2 separate regions of the Homo sapiens genome follow, and region 2 is linked to region 1. The links are chromatin loops, found by intact Hi-C in ENCODE. Cell type or tissue: PC-3. All regions are shown on one strand.

The links. Peaks named below come from ENCODE experiments on the same cell type or tissue, not always from the same donor. Only the 100,000 strongest peaks of a DNase experiment are listed, where the experiment ranks them.
Region 2: a loop joins it to region 1, with 16 times the contacts of the local background. A loop is called at or near these places in 5 of 110 quality-filtered maps.

What each region holds. Positions count from the first base shown.
Region 1 is chr7:103,444,153-103,452,152 of GRCh38, reverse strand. It overlaps SLC26A5 (solute carrier family 26 member 5), which reads left to right and starts at 5,946. Exons shown (of 20, transcript NM_198999.3): 1 at 5,946-6,055. It overlaps SLC26A5-AS1 (SLC26A5 antisense RNA 1), which reads right to left and starts at 6,946. Exons shown (of 4, transcript NR_110141.1): 1 at 5,634-6,946; 2 at 5,485-5,536. RefSeq lists a silencer at 5,871-5,940 and an enhancer at 5,997-6,573. In PC-3, CTCF peaks have their summits at 4,606 and 4,807; a DNase peak (open chromatin) is centred at 4,822; H3K4me3 peaks cover 2,700 bases.
Region 2 is chr7:103,749,255-103,757,254 of GRCh38, reverse strand. It overlaps RELN (reelin), which reads left to right. Exons shown (of 65, transcript NM_005045.4): 5 at 4,041-4,073; 6 at 7,751-7,829. Among named protein-coding and RNA genes, the nearest start is that of RELN, 240 kb to the left of the region's middle. In PC-3, a CTCF peak has its summit at 4,039; a DNase peak (open chromatin) is centred at 4,064.

The sequences.
Region 1 (8,000 bases):
AAAGAAAAGAATTTTCAACAAAGATCAAGAGAGACAAAGAAGGCCATTACGTAATGGTCAAGGGATCAATTCAACAAGAAGAGCTAACTATCCTCAATATATATGCACCCAATACAGGAGCACCCAGATTCATAAAGCAAGTCCTTAGAGACCTACAAAGAGACTTAGATTCCCACACCATAATAATGGGAGACTTTAACACCCCACTGTCAACATTAGATCAACGAGACAGAAAGTTAACAAGGATATCCAGGAACTGAACTCAGCTCTGCACCAAGTGGACCTAATAGACATCTACAGAACTCTCCATCCCAAATCAACAGAATATACATTCTTTTCAGCACCACACCACACCTATTCCAAAATTGACCACATAGTTGGAAGTAAAGCACTCCTCAGCAAATATAAAAGAACAGAAATTATAATAAACTGTCTCTCAGACCACAGTGCAATCAAACTAGAACTCAGGATTAAGAAACTCACTCAAAACCGCTCAACTACATGGAAACTGAACAACCCGCTCTTGAATGACTACTGGGTACATAAAGAAATGAAGGCAGAAATAAAGATGTTCTTTGAAACCAACGAGAACAAAGATACAATATACCAGAATCTCTGGGACACAGTAAAAGCAGTATTTAGAGGGAAATTCATAGCACTAAATGCCCACAAGAGAAAGCAGGAAAGATCTAAAATTGACACCCTAACATCAAAATTAAAAGAACTAGAAAAGCAAGAGCAAATACATTCAAAAGCTAGCAGAAGGCAAGAAATAACTAAGATCAGAGCAGAACTGAAGGAAATAGAGACACAAAAAACCCTTCAAAATAATCAATGAATCCAGGAGCTGGTTTTTTGAAAAGATCAACAAAATTGATAGACCGATAGCAAGACTAATAAAGAAGAAAAGAGAGAAGAATCAAATAGATGCAATAAAAAATGATAAAGGGGATATCACCACCAATCCCACAGAAATACAAACTACCATCAGAGAATACTATAAACACCTCTGCGCAAATAAACTAGAAAATCTAGAAGAAATGCATAAATTCCTCGACACATACACCCTCCCAAGACTAAACCAGGAAGAAGTTGAATCTCTGAATAGACCAATAACAGGCTCTGAAATTGATGCAATAATTAATAGCTTACCAACCAAAAAAAGTCCAGGACCAGATGGATTCACAGCCGAATTCTACCAGGGGTACAAGGAGGAGCTGCTACCATTCCTTCTGAAACTATTCCAATCAATAGAAAAAGAGGGAATCCTCCCTAAATCATTTTATGAGGCCAGCATCATCCTGATACCAAAACCTGGCAGAGACACAACAAAGAAGGAGAATTTTAGACCAATATCCCTGATGAACATCGATGCAAAAATCCTCAATAAAATACTGGCAAACCGAATCCAGCAGCACATCAAAAATCTTATCCACCATGATCAAGTGGGCTTCATCTCTGGGATGCAAGGCTGCTTCAACATACACAAATCAATAAACGTAATCCAGCATATAAACAGAGCCAACAACAAAAACCACATGATTATCTCAATACCTGCAGAAAAGACCTTTGACAAAATTCAACAACCCTTCATGCTAAAAACTCTCAATAAATTAGGTACTGATGGGACGTATCTCAAAATAAGAGCTATCTATGACAGACCCACAGCCAATATCATACTGAATGGGCAAAAACTGGAAGCATTCCCCTTGAAAACTGGCACAAGACAGGGATGCCCTCTCTCACCACTCCTATTCAACATAGTGTTGGAAGTTCTGGCCAGGGCAATCAGGCAGGAGAAGGAAATAAAGGGTATTCAATTAGGAAAAGAGGAAGTCAAATTGTCCCTGTTTGCAGATGACATGATTGTATATCTAGAAAACCCCATCGTCTCAGCCCAAAATCTCCTTAAGCTGATAGGCAACTTCAGCAAAGTCTCAGGACACAAAATCAATGTGCAAAAAATCACAAGCATTCTTATACGCCAATAACAGACAAACAGAGAGCCAAATCATGCGTGAACTCCCATTCACAATTGCTTCAAAGAGAATAAAATACCTAGGAATCCAACTTACAAGGGATGTGAAGGACCTCTTCAAGGAGAACTACAAACCACTGCTCAATGAAATAAAAGAGGACACAAACAAATGGAAGAACATTCCATGCTCATGGGTAGGAAGAATCAATATCGTGAAAATGGCCACACTGCCCAAGGTCATTTACAGATTCAATGCCATCCCCATCAAGCTACCAATGACTTTCTTCACAGAATTGGAAAAAACTACTTTAAAATTCATATGGAACCAAAAAAGAGCCCGCATTGCCAAGTCAATCCTGAGCCAAAAGAACAAAGCTGGAGGCATCATGCTACCTGACTTCAAACTATACTACACAGTAACCAAAACAGCAAGGTACTGGTACCAAAACAGAGATATAGACCAATAGAACAGATCAGAGCCCTCAGAAATAACGCCGCATATCTACAACTATCTGATCTTTGACAAACCTGACAAAAACAAGATATGGGGAAAGGATTCCCTATTTAATAAATGGTGCTGGGAAAACTGGCTAGCCATATGTAGAAAGCTGAAACTGGATCCCTTCCTTACACCTTGTACTAAAATTAATTCAAGATGGATTAAAGACTTACATGTTAGACCTAAAACCATAAACACCCTAGAAGCAAACCTAGGCAATACCGTTCAGGACATAGGCATGGGCAAGGACTTCATGTCTAAAGCACCAAAAGCAATGGCAACAAAAGCCAAAATTGACAAATGGGATCTAATTAAACTAAAGAGCTTCTGCACAGCAAAAGAAACAATCATCAGAGTCAACAGGCAACCAAAAGAACGGGAGAAAATTTTTACCATCTACCCATCTGACAAAGGGCTAATATCCACAATCTACAAAGGACTTAAACAAATTTACAAGAAAAAAACAACCCCATCAAAAAGTGGGCAAAGGATATGAACAGACACTTCTCAAAAGAAGACATTTACACAGCCAACAGACATATGAAAAAATGCTCATCATCACTAGTCATTAGAGAAATGCAAATCAAAACCACAATGAGATACCATCTCATGCTAGTTAGAATGGTGATCATTAAAAAGTCAGGAAACAACAGATGCTGGAGAGGATGTGGAGAAACAGGAAAGCTTTTATGCTGTTGGTGGGAGTGTAAATTAGTTCAACCATTGTGGAAGACAGTGTAGTGATTCCTTAAGGATCTAGAATTAGAATTACCATTTGACCCAGCAATCCCATTACTAGGTATATACCCCAAGGATTATAAATCATTCTACTCTAAAGACACATACACATGTATGTTTATTGCAGCACTATTCACAATAGCAAAGACATGGAACCAACCCAAATGCCCATCAATGATAGACCGGATAAAGTAAATGTGGCACATATACACCATAGAATACTATGCAACCATAAAAAAGGGTGAGTTCATGTCCTTTGCAGGGACATGGATGAAGCTGGAAACTGTCATTCTCAGCAGACTAACACAAGAACAGGAAACCCAACACCTCATGTTCTCACTCATAGGTGGGAGTTGAACAATGAGAACACCTGGACACAGGGAGGGGAACATCACACACTGGGGCCTGTCGGAGGTGGGGGGCTAGGGGAGGGATAACATTAGGAGAAATTCCTAATGTAGATGACGGGTTGATGGGTGCAGCAAACCACCCTGGCACTTGTATAGCTATGTAACAAACCTGCACATTCTGCACGTGTATCCCAGAACTTAAAGCATAATAAAAGAAGGAAGGCAAGGAAGGAAGGAAGGAAAGGAAGGAAGGAAGGAAAGGAAGGAAGGCAGGCAGGCAGCCAAGAACATGTAAACAAATATCTGTGGCTTTACAAAAACACAGGAAGAATAGATGAGAAATCATGACATTGTTTACTCACACAGGATTGGCTAGAATGTGTGGAACAAAGGAGGGAAGAAAATTCCCTGAGTATACGTTTTCAGATCTTTTTAATATTCTTTAATTTTTTCTTTTATCCGCTTTTAAGTTCTGGAGTACATGTCCAGGATGTGCAGATTTATTACACAGGTAAACGTGTGTCATGGTGGTTTGCTGCACAGGTCAACCCCATCACCTAGGTATTAAGGTCTAGCATCCACTAGCTGTTCTTCCTGATACTCTCCCTAATATTCTAATACCAAATAAATGTAATTAAGCCAGCAAGGATGGGAAGGGGGTAGGGGGTGGGGAAGACTCATATTAAAAGCAAACTCATCTCTAAACCAGAAATAATAGCAATATCTATACAAGTAAATACATGTACTCAGAACAGTGCCTACTACATGTAAACACTGAACAGGTGTTAGCAACATTGCCATTATTGTGTTAGTATATTAGGTACCTGGTGCTACCGGCAAAACCAGTTTATCATCCAACTGTCTCCAGTGTTGCTACTCAAAGTTTGGTCCTCCAGTAGCCTATCAGGATCACCCAGGGGCCTGTTAGAAAGGCACATCTCAGACCCCACCCCAGACCTACTGAATCAGAATCTGCGTTTTTAACGGGATCCGCAGGTGATTCCTATGCACATTAAAGTGTAAGAAGTACTGGGCTACAGACAGGTATGTGACAAAATAATTTCATAGGATGGCAAAGGCCAAGTGGCAAATGAAGGACACCAGAAATGCACGTCCCAGGAGCCCAACTCCTCCTTAGTAAATTACCCTATTAAGATTTGTTTAGAGATGTTCAAAAGCGTGGAGAAAAGCAAATTTGGTTTCCTCAGCTAGGGACGCGGAGAGTGGTCTGGTGCCCTTGAAGAGATCGCCCTCGTGTGGAGTAGGGAGGGAATCTCTAGCCTTTCCTCTCGGATGAAGAACAGCACCAGCGCTCCCAGCCAAAGGCCTGGCCCAGGTTCTGGAGGTGGGGTCTCCTTGGCAGAAGCCTCTGGTGTCTGCAGGCGTGCATTTACAGCTTTAAGACCAAACAGCTAGTCCGCCACGTGTCACTACAGTGTGCACGCGCAGAAATGCACAAAGCAAAAAAAAAAAAAAAGATGCTCTTAATGAACCAACTATAATCCTTGCTAAGGCATAAAGCCAGAGGGAAGTATGTATCTGAAATCATTTTCTACCCCTCACCCTCTTGGAGCCCGGCACTCTGGCTGCGGTGCTCTCTTGTATCCCAGTTGCTAGATGCAAAACAAGCTATTTCCTATCTAATTTTTTTTTTTAAGAGACGGAGTCTCGCTTTGTTGCCCAGGCTGGTCTCAAACTCCTGGACTCAAGCAATTCTCCCAGCTTGGGGTAACGTGTTACATTATTCTACTTAATAAAAAGCAAAAGTTGTTTTATAAATTCTAACTTAAATGCCCAGAAAATAACTTATCATGCATTGCCTTGTCGTGCAATAGTCAATATTTGCAAACCAAGTGTTAACCAAAGGCAGTTCATCAAAGATTTTTGAAAATTAAAAAAAAAAAAAAACTCATACTCACATTGTCCTCAGGATTTCCTGTTTTCGAAATGTTCCTGTACGAATCGGAGTCTCTATAATGATTGTAATTGAAAAGATAAGTCAGGTTTTTTGTGTTTTTTTTTCATTTTAAAATCATAATACGCAATGTTTTCCACTTGAACGCTATACCTTGTGTATTGTGCTTGCTTCAGCCTCGAGCCTCTACTGATGTTCCACCTCAAGGCGACAGGAATGCCACCTGGAGAAACTCCTGGGCGGTATGGGAAGAAAGCCGGTCTCATCAGAGTATATTTGCGGGGATCGACGACCAAGGTGTTAAATTCCAAGCACGCTTTGGAAAGTTCTAGGTGCTTGGGAAGAGATCCGTAGGCGGCAGGGATGCCCGCGCCCCGGCGTCCCAGCGCGGAGGGTGGCGGCGGGGCCTGGCCCTAGCGGGGCGGGGCGGGCTCGGGTTACCGGGAGTCGCGGGGCGCGGCCGGCACTGCCCGCGGCGCCTCCTCCTAGAGCCGCACCTGGAGGCAGCGCGCGCGTCGAAGAGGCAGCGGCTGTGGAGCGCGGCGGGGCGGCTCCGCCCAGGGCAGCCCGGGCTGGTGAGTGCGCGCGGGCGGCCGCGGGGCCGGGGGTCGCGGTCCCTCGGGAGGGGACTGAGCTGAGGCCCGCGGGCCCACCCGAGCAGGGGCCCTCGCTGTCACCGCCTCTGCCCCTGTCTCCCAGGCCCCATGTCGCGCTTTTTCCCTAAACGAACCGGTGACAGGGCTGACCTGCCCGCACTCTGCTGGTCCCTACGCCGGGAAGGAGAAAGTCTCACGAAGCTCTTTCCTTTGCAACCCCTGTCCCCTTGCCCTCTGCAGCTCCACACAGCATTTTTACTTCCCGTTTGCCTCCTCGAATCCCTTCGGTGCTAATCCAGCCCTTCGCCGTTTCCAGTTTGGGTCTGGCCTGTTTGTATCCAAATCGAATTACACAAAACCAGGCCCTCAGTTCTGCCTCTGGCCCTCTTTCCGGAGACGGGCCCTGCCTCCTCCTGTGCCGGGCTGGGCTTGCCCGGCATTGGCCGCCCGGAGCTCCCAGGGAGCAAGGCTGTGGTCCCGAAACTGGGCCCTCCGCTCAGCGCCGGGCAAGGCTCAAACCCCGGGTCTCTGACTTATCCGGTCACGAAGGGACTGCTCAGAGCCTAACAGCCCTAAAATTTGGTATTGGCCCCCTCCCGGGAAATCCTTCTCCCTACCAATCAGGCATCGCGGCAGGTGCTCTGCCATCATAGAGGCTCTGACACGCTGAACTCTCGAAGCTCGCGGCAGTGTTTATTTTTAGGAGAGATTTAGTTGATCGGGAACCAATTGACTTGGTTGACTGCCTCATCTAGTGCGCACCTGGGCCGGGCCCCGCCGGGAAGGCGTGCTGGACGTTCTCAGTGAGCTCCGAGACCTACAGAAGAAACAGCTGCAAGGATCCGATCAGCTAGCTGTGAAGAAAGCCTCAGATACGCTGTGGGGTGGGCAAAATTCTTTTCCTAGCTTCGATGAGTACTGTGGATTCTAGAATTTAAACAACATTCATGGAGACTCTTAAAACAACAAAAAATATCAACTTTTTGCGGGCACAGACTGAGATTTAGCTTTTTCCTATCTGAAAACTGAACAATGTGCACTAGATATAAATGTATTATCTAAAGTTTAGGAATTTACAGCATAGAAATGCAGGGGAATTCGGAGTATGCAATACGAAGTATCAACCTTTTTGAAAATGAAATTTAAAATGTATTTTTGTCAGGCATTCCTTCTAATTACGGTAGTATTGCTTTGTATCAGAAGACTTTCAGGCAAAGGACAGGAGGGAAGAGAGAGAAATTCAAACTAATTTGCATTAGAAAGAAACTTAGGGTGAAGAATTGCCTAGGTAAGGTTGCTATAGCTCATATCTTAAGTGCACTCTTGGAAAGCTTTCTAGTCTATTAGGTAACACCTGAAGCCCCAATTCTCTTATGTAGCATTTCTTTTTTTCTCTCTTTAACTACTCTGAAACTATACAGAGTTACACGTTCCTCATTAATTTATGAGTGAAACCAAAAGAATTGACTCAATCCAACAAGTATTTGAGTGCTTTTCGCATAGAGGCGCTTTGCTAAGAACAGAAGAATGGAAGACTGAGGAAGTTTCTAACAATCAATGGATTGCCTTGTGAGGTGTAGATGCAGGTGTGCACTGCCTATTTAATTGACGATCAAAGTCAGTTGAGTTTTCATCTCATTCTAAATATCATGTGTTGCCCCCTGGTATCTTAATTTTTCTACCGTTGCAGGTAGTCTGCATTTTAGTAACCCAAGTGAAACAGTTTTCTAGGGAAATCATGATAAATAGGAAGCACGTCCGTATTCCCAGGTGTTCTCATTATCATTAAGTTAATAAAGTTAAGAAAAATAAGATGATGATTTTCCTTTCTTTTGGTTTCAAACTAGTGAAATCTTGCACAAAAGACACAGCATGGATAAATTTAATCATTTTGTGACTCAGAGTACATTTTATGTAAGTCCAT
Region 2 (8,000 bases), 310 kb before region 1:
GACCAGTCTAGCAAGCATGCATTTTACATTTAATACAGGAAAGAGTAAAGGCCTTTATACCAAGTTCATATAATATAAGAACTTAATAATTCACTCATAGTCACTAGTATGAGGCAAGGCAGGTAGTATCCAAATGGGAGTATACTAAATAATGTTGAACTATATCATTCTTCCTCAGGCTACTTTAATTTTTCCGTGGTGCATTTACCTCAGTAAATGTGGAAAAGATGGTGAACTTCCTACGGGCTTAGAAAATTTGTTTAGACTACATAAAACTAGATTGATATGGTCATTTATCGAGAAATGATTAAAATAAGCTTCTAGGCCCGGTACTTTACTAGGCTTTGGCCCATTTTTATGCCACATATGCGTGAATCTTTTTCAGGAAAATTTGTACTTTTCCTTGCATTAAGTTTTGCATACTAAATGTTTCTCTTTTGAGGAAATAATGTTTAGTTATCTCAGATAGTGGACATTTTTGTTAAAATATATTAAACCTTCCTAACTAGTGATTTAAAATACGATGTAAATTTGTTGAGTTAAATTAAATCCAGGTAAATACTGACTTGGTGTTGAAGCTCCCCAGACCACTTATAATAAAGGACTTTTGGACAATGTTATGTGTCTATTCTGGCATTTTTTAAAGGTTTGGATCTTCAATTATTTTCTGAAATATCATAAAATATATTACAACTAAGGAGTAGCTTTCAAATCAATTTATTATTTATTGAGACACTATTACCAGCTTTGGCTTATGTCTTGGGTGGACATATTTTCTGCTTTTGAGGAGCCTATTTCTTCTTCAGAGCAAAGATGAGTACTTAACACAGAGAACAGTTCAGCATGCTATAAAAATAAGCAGTGGATTGTGTAGTTTAAACCAGTGAATTTTAAATCTGGCTTTCTATCAGAATCGGTCAAGGAGGTTTTAAAAAATACAACTTCCGGGCCTCCACCCTCAGAGATTCTGACTCAGTGGGTCTTTCTAAAATGGCCCTCTCCTGCTGATTGTGATGTATATGTTTCAGTGAAAGCTTCCATGTGTCCAGATAATTTAGCAAAGGTAGATGTCCATTTCAATAAACAATTTAAAGTAAAGCATTTTATAACTCATTCCCTTTATTGAGTTGAGGCCTTAGTCACCAAAGTCATTTAATGTAAAGTAGGCAACAATATTTCTGCAGATATTTTGTTATACATATCTAATTATTGTATTGCATAGTAAATATTTCTAATTAATAATTGTCATAACTTTTCCTACATTTAATTTAACCAGTTTATTTCACAACCTGTGAAATAATTTGAAAAGTTCCATACTGTGTAGACAGGGTTTTTCTTTTCTTTTTAACACTTTATAACATGAATACAGAGAATCCCTTTTGCAATATAGCTAACGTTAGGCATGGTAAACTATCATGATATCTTTTTTTTTTTTTTTTCTTGAGGTGGAGTCTCACTCTGTCCCCCAGACTGGAGTGCGGTTGTGCGATCAGCTCACTGCAAGTCCGCTTCCCAAGTTCACGCCATTCTCCTGCCTCAGCCTCCTGAGTAGCTGGGACTACAGGCACCCGCCACCACACCTGGCTAATTTTTTTATGTTATTTAATTATTTTATTTTATTTATTTTATTTTTTTTATTTTTTTTTTGAGACAGAGTCTCGCTCTGTCCCCCAGGCTGGAGTGCGGTGGCGCGATCTTAGCTCACTGCAAGCTCCGCCTCCTGGGTTCACGCCATTCTCCTGCCTCAGCCTCCTGAGCAGCTGGGACTACAGGCGACCGCCACCACGCCCGGCTAATTTTTTGTATTTTTAGTAGAGATGGGGTTTCACCGTGTTAGCCAGGATTGTCTCGATCTCCTGACCTCGTGATCGGCCCGTCTCGGCCTCCCAAAGTGCTGGGATTACAGGCGTGAGCCACTGCGCCTGGCCATTTTTTTATTTTTTTATTTTTAGTGGATACGGAGTTTCACTGTGTTAGCCAGGATGGTCTCGATCTCCTGACCTCGTGATCCGCCCTCGTGATCCGCCCACCTCAGCCTCCCAAAGTGCCGGGATTACAGGCATGAGCCACCGGGCCCGGCCACTATCATAATATCTTAAGAAACAAAACAAACAACAAAAAAATCCCTTCGGTCCTCATCTCCATATAAGATCTCATTTCTCACCTTTGCAGCTAACCTTCTTGAAAGAGCAGTCTGCACAGCTGTTGAGTCTAGACTCTGAGGCCAAAATCCCTGAGTTCATCTATAGACACTCCTTAGCACAGTGCCTTAATAGCAGGATGTTCTTCGTAGATATCAGCTTTATTAGGATTATTTTGGCCTCTCCTTCAACTCTCTTAGCTCTTAAAACTCTTTTTCTTATTTCCTTAATGGAATGCACTTTAACTCAGTCACCTTTGCTAGCTTGTCTTCTTCCACCTGTCCGTTAAATATATATTTGACTGTGCATTTCACTTCTTTCTTTTTATTATTTATTTAGAGACAGGGTCTGACTCTCTTGCTCAGGCTGGAGTGTGATGTTGCATTTCTAGCTCACTGCATCCTCAAACTCCTGGCCTCAGGTGATCCTCCTGCCTCAGCCTCCTGAGTAGCTAGGACTACAGGCGTGCACCACCATGCCCAGCTAATTTTTAATGTTTTTTTTAGAGACGAGGTCTCCTACTATATTGCTCAGGCTGGTCTCAAACTCTTGGCCTCAAGTAATCCTCTTGCCTCAGTCTCCCAAAGTGCTGGGATTACAGGCATGAGCTACTTCTCTCAGCCTCACTTTATACCTTACATTCTCTCTGAGTGACTCGGTCTTCCTTTTGTAACTCCACCACCTCCTGCTTGATAACGATTTCCTAATTGATATACAGTACAAATGTCCCTCCTAGCTGTAGTTCAGCACTAATAGAAGTATAATGTAAGCCCCGTGTGCAATTTTAAATATTCTAGTAGTCACATCTATAAAATGGAAAGAAATAGATGAAATTAATTTAATAGTGTATTTTATTAACACAGAATATGTAAAATATTAAACATTTGGATATAATGTGGTCAATTTAAAACTATTAATGAGATATTTTACATTTTGTGTACTAAATCTCCAAAATCTAGTATGTACTTTACACTTATAGCACATCTTAAGAAATATTTGGCCTGTATTAAGAGTTCATAAAATTGACAATTGAAATGTAGATCCACATACCCAGTGTTTCTTACCTGCTTAAAGATCTTCCAGTAACTGAATTGAGTATCAAAAATCATTTTCCTTTAATGTCCAGATCCACCTTGACAAAATGTTTTCATTTTTATTAGAAGAGCTGATTTACCTTTAATGCAAAAACATATCAGTTTCAAAACTATGTCCAAGTATTATTCTTGTGTCAGCATAGTATTATTAACATGGAATTCACAGAAATATTGCATACATTGAAAAGCAAGTCTAAAATAATTAACATCAAGACATTCTTCAAATTTTTCTTGTAGGTTTTTGCAGACAATTTAGAAGATACTGGAAATTACAGTTAAAATCTTCTGGAGACACAATTCACGTTAGGAAATTCATGTGTAAAACCATTATTAATTTGTATTTTCAAAGTTTCAATTTCAACATAAATTTTCCTACTTTTCCAGCTAGTTTGCAAATAAACCCTTGTTTTCCTTGAAGCTTCAGATTTGGCTTGTTCATATGCACTGTGATACTGGTGAGAGAATGTATATCATTGTGCCAGGTTTTTGTTATTCATTATTGGATAATTGGCAAGTATTCCTTTTGTTTCAAGAAAATCTTTAATTAGAGCTAACAATTCAGTGAATCTTTGCAAAACTCTTCTCTGATTTAACCAATAAGTGTTGGCACAAAATACAAGATCATTAAATTTATTGTCTTCTATTTTTTCAAGGGTTCCAGAAACTCCTAAAAAGACTAAAAAGTCTGTAGCCATTTGATTTGCTTAATGTGACTTAAGTTTTATAACTGTGTTGTGACTCTTTATTACTGGATTTTGCTTTCATTCCTGATCAGTTGTCTTTCTTCTTTCCTCTCTTGATTCAGCTCCAACAGATGTCACTGTGCACCCACATCTAGGTAAGTGTTTAAGACTCTGATGTCATTAACTTTAGTACTTGATCTACTTGTTTGGCTTTTCTGGCTATACGAGCAGATGTTATAGAGGCAAGGAAGCTGTCCTCTCTGATCATTGATCAGTCACTGAAATTGGACTTGGGTACGGATTATACTTGAACACAGAACCTCCTTGAGGAAACATTCATGCTGCCCAGCGGGGGGCTCATGCAGGAACTTTCACACCTGTTAGTACCCTCAGCCCTGAGATCCTATTGAGTGTAAGCTTTTGCATTCTAATGCTTAATTTTCCCCAGAGTCCCTCATAATACTAGATGCCCATCATAAATATTAGAGCATGGAGCTAGTGGGCAAGAAGCCATGAATGTGGAAGAACTGAAGTCATTTAAGATTTGGGATTTATGCTCAAATTAGTACTGAATTGTTAAGAAAAAGAAATTATTTTGTCATTTCTTTAAAAATTGAACTGAAGCTGGGCATGGTGGCTCATGCCTGTAACCCCAACAGTTTAGGAGGCTGAGGTGGGAAGATCACTTGAGACCAGGTGTTTAAGACCAGCCTGGGCAGCAGAGCAAGACCCCCATCTCTACCAAAAAAAAATGTTAAAAATTAGTCAGTGTGGTGGTTGTGCACCTGGAGTCCTAGTTACTTTGGGGGCTGAGATGGGAGGATCATGTAAACCAGGATTTCAAGGCTGCAGCAAGCTATGATTGTGACACTGTCCTCCAACCTGGGCAGCAGAGCAAGATCCTGTTTCTTTAAAAAAAAATTGAAATGAGACTGTTTAAATAAATACCTGCTTCTTAAAATGGCACCATGGATTTTTCATAATGTCATGCTCTTAGTGGCCCACAGTTCTTGAGGCAGGGTATATAGTGGTTAGGATCACAGATTCTGGGAAACTGCCTGGGTTTATCTCACTTTTACCACTTGCTAGCCACACAATATTGAGCAAGTTACTTAACCTCTCTGTGCCTCAGTTTTCTCATCTGCAAAGTAGAATTAATAATAGTATCTATCTCATAGGGTTGGTATAAGGAATAAATGATTTTGTTTTCATAAAGTGTATGGTAAATAATATAGTGGTGTTTGGAAGTAAATCAATACACAAACAGGTATCCAATGAGGCTTACCCATTGCCTTTGTAAATAAAAAAGTCTCTAGAAAACAAGTGATCTTTAAGCGTTAATTTTCTCATTTGTGTCAGTGAAGATTTATTTTAAAAGCAATTTCCTACACTATAGTATTTAATAAGAATGAAAAGAAATCATCCTAGCTGGTTGCAGCCTTTTCAAATGTCTTTCACTATGGGACTTTCTAGATAGGTCAGTTATTTGTCTCTTGGGCTTTTCCTTTCAACCTATAAACCCAATTAATTTATTTTTCCTCTTTGGAAAATCTGCCTTGAGAAGCTCTACTTTTATGTAATGCTACAGCTTGGGGCTCCTCTTATTTGGCAGACAAATGCAAGCGCTTAGAAGCATGCCTTCTGGCAGCCAAGACAGGCTGGTGACCCGCAGTGGCCCAGCCAAGTCTCGGCCAGATTGGGTATCTGAGAGAGCTGTACCCTGTAGGCATCTGAGGCACTGCATCTCATCGCTCAGAGGAATCATTAAATCACTCCCATGCACAGAATACATCACAGCGTTCTCTCCAGTGTATATCCATATTCTCCCTGTTCTCATGCCTGAGGCTTCGCGTCTGAGCATCCAGTCCTCTCAGTACATGCTGATTCACTGGTTTCCATGACTTCATTACGTGCTTGCCTGCTGGCCTACCTGGTATAAAGGAGGCAAGGACTGCCATGGCTGGGGATGTCACCAAAGAGAATGTGAAATTATGCTTCCTGATATTGGGAAGTAATTTTAATTACCCAGTGATTTCAGAGAATTATATTTGAGTGAGCCTAAAAAACATAAAAATATCACCTTTAAAAGAAAAAGTTATGAGAGTTTTTTGTTAATCAGATATTATTTTAATTTTTCCAAAAGACAGTCTGTTAGCTAGTTCAAACAAAATTGTCAAGACCCAAAGAAGTTAGAGTAGCTGGAACAAACTTCCTAAGCAAACCATGAATCAGATGAGAGCATTGTTAAAGTACTAAATTAATTTTTACAACATGAATAGAAATAATTATCATTTCTCACACAACCTTTAAAATAAGCACACTTACACCGTAGCCAGCCATGAAAGTGAGTTTACTTATTCATCATCTATTCAGCAGAAATATGAACTCTACAGTTGGTGAAAATATTGCACTTGACATGCCCAAAGTTCTTCTAGAACTTAAAAATAGGTATTCAATATACCTCAAATGTGTAGTGATAATATATTTAAAACCATGTATGGCTCCCTGGCATTCCTCCTGACTTCTAAATTGATTTTATTTAGGAATTTTACTTATATAGATAAATTCTCTTATGCAGTTCTGAAAGAGAAAAAAAGTTCACAAATTTAAAAACATTCAGTAAAAGATGAGTGAATATAGGGAAGGAGAGAAAGCAAGCCAGGGCAAGAAGGATAGTGGGAAAGAGAAGAAAAAATGGGTTAGTAGATTACAGCAATTTTAGCTGAGAATAAATAGCCAGAATGTTCTATCCAATTCCATGCTTTAAAGTGAATTAGACACTGACGCTGTCTGGGCAGTCTCTTGGAAGCCATGGATGAGTATATGTTGAAATATGGATATATTAGTTCATTCTCACGCTGCTAATAAAGACATACCCAAGACTGGGTTATTTTTAAAAGAAAGAGGTTTAATTGACCCACAATTCAGCATAGCTGGGAAGGCCTTAGGAAACTTACAATTGTGGCAGAAGGGGAAGCAAACACGTCCTTCTTCACATGGTGGCAGCAAGAAGTGCCGAGCAAAAGAGGGAAATGCCCCTTATAAAACCATCAAATCTCAGCTGGGCACAGTGGCTCACGCCTGTAACCCCAGCACTTTGGGAGATCGAGGCAGGTGGATCACCTGAGGTCAGGAGTTCAAGACCAGCCTGGCCAACATGGCGGAACCCCGTCTACTAAAAATATAAAAATTAGCCAGTCATGGTAGTAGGCACCTGTAATCCCAGCTACTCAGGAGGCTGAAAGAGGAGAATTGCTTGAACCCAGGAGACTAAGGTTGCAGTGAGCCAAGATCATGCCGCTGCACTGCAGCGTGGGCAACAGAGCGAGACTCTGTCTCAAAAAATAAAAAAAAACCATCAAATCTCATGAGAACTCACTGTCATGAGAACAGCATGAGAGTAACTTGCCCCCATGATTCAATTACCTCCCACCGTCCCTTCCACGATATATGGGGATTATGGGAACTACAATTCAAGATGGAATTTGGGTAGGGACACAGCCAAGACATACTGAAGGAAGACAAGTCCCGAATAGCCTCTCCTTGTAGGTTGGTGCTGATTTTGGCCTTCCTGCCTTGCCTGCCTAGTGATAGCTTCATAGATTTCCTTTTGGGGTCTTTGGTTTTCCCAACTTCTAGGTGTTTAAACCGCAGAGCTTTTTACCCTTGTCCCTTAGTAGTTTGAGGGACAAAGCAAATATAATCAACTGCTCATTTAAAATTTAGTTTTAGGATACATTATTCTTCATAAATACAGCATGTTGGCACTTGTGTTTAGCTAAATGTACTGTTGTAGTATATTTCTTTCCTAAATACTTCCTTTTTCTTTTAGCTGAAATACATAGTGACAGCATTATCCTGAGAGATGACTTTGACTCCTACCACCAACTGCAATTAAATCCAAATATATGGTAAGTTACAGGAACATTCCTCACTTTGGTTTGCTTAATGTAACAAATGATGCTGACTGCTCCTTTAAGGAGCAGTTACTTAAAATTAAGTTGATCTTTAGTGCTAAGCTATCAGTGAGACTTGTTAAGCTATGGAACTGGGCTTAATGTAGACTGCATATAATGTCTATT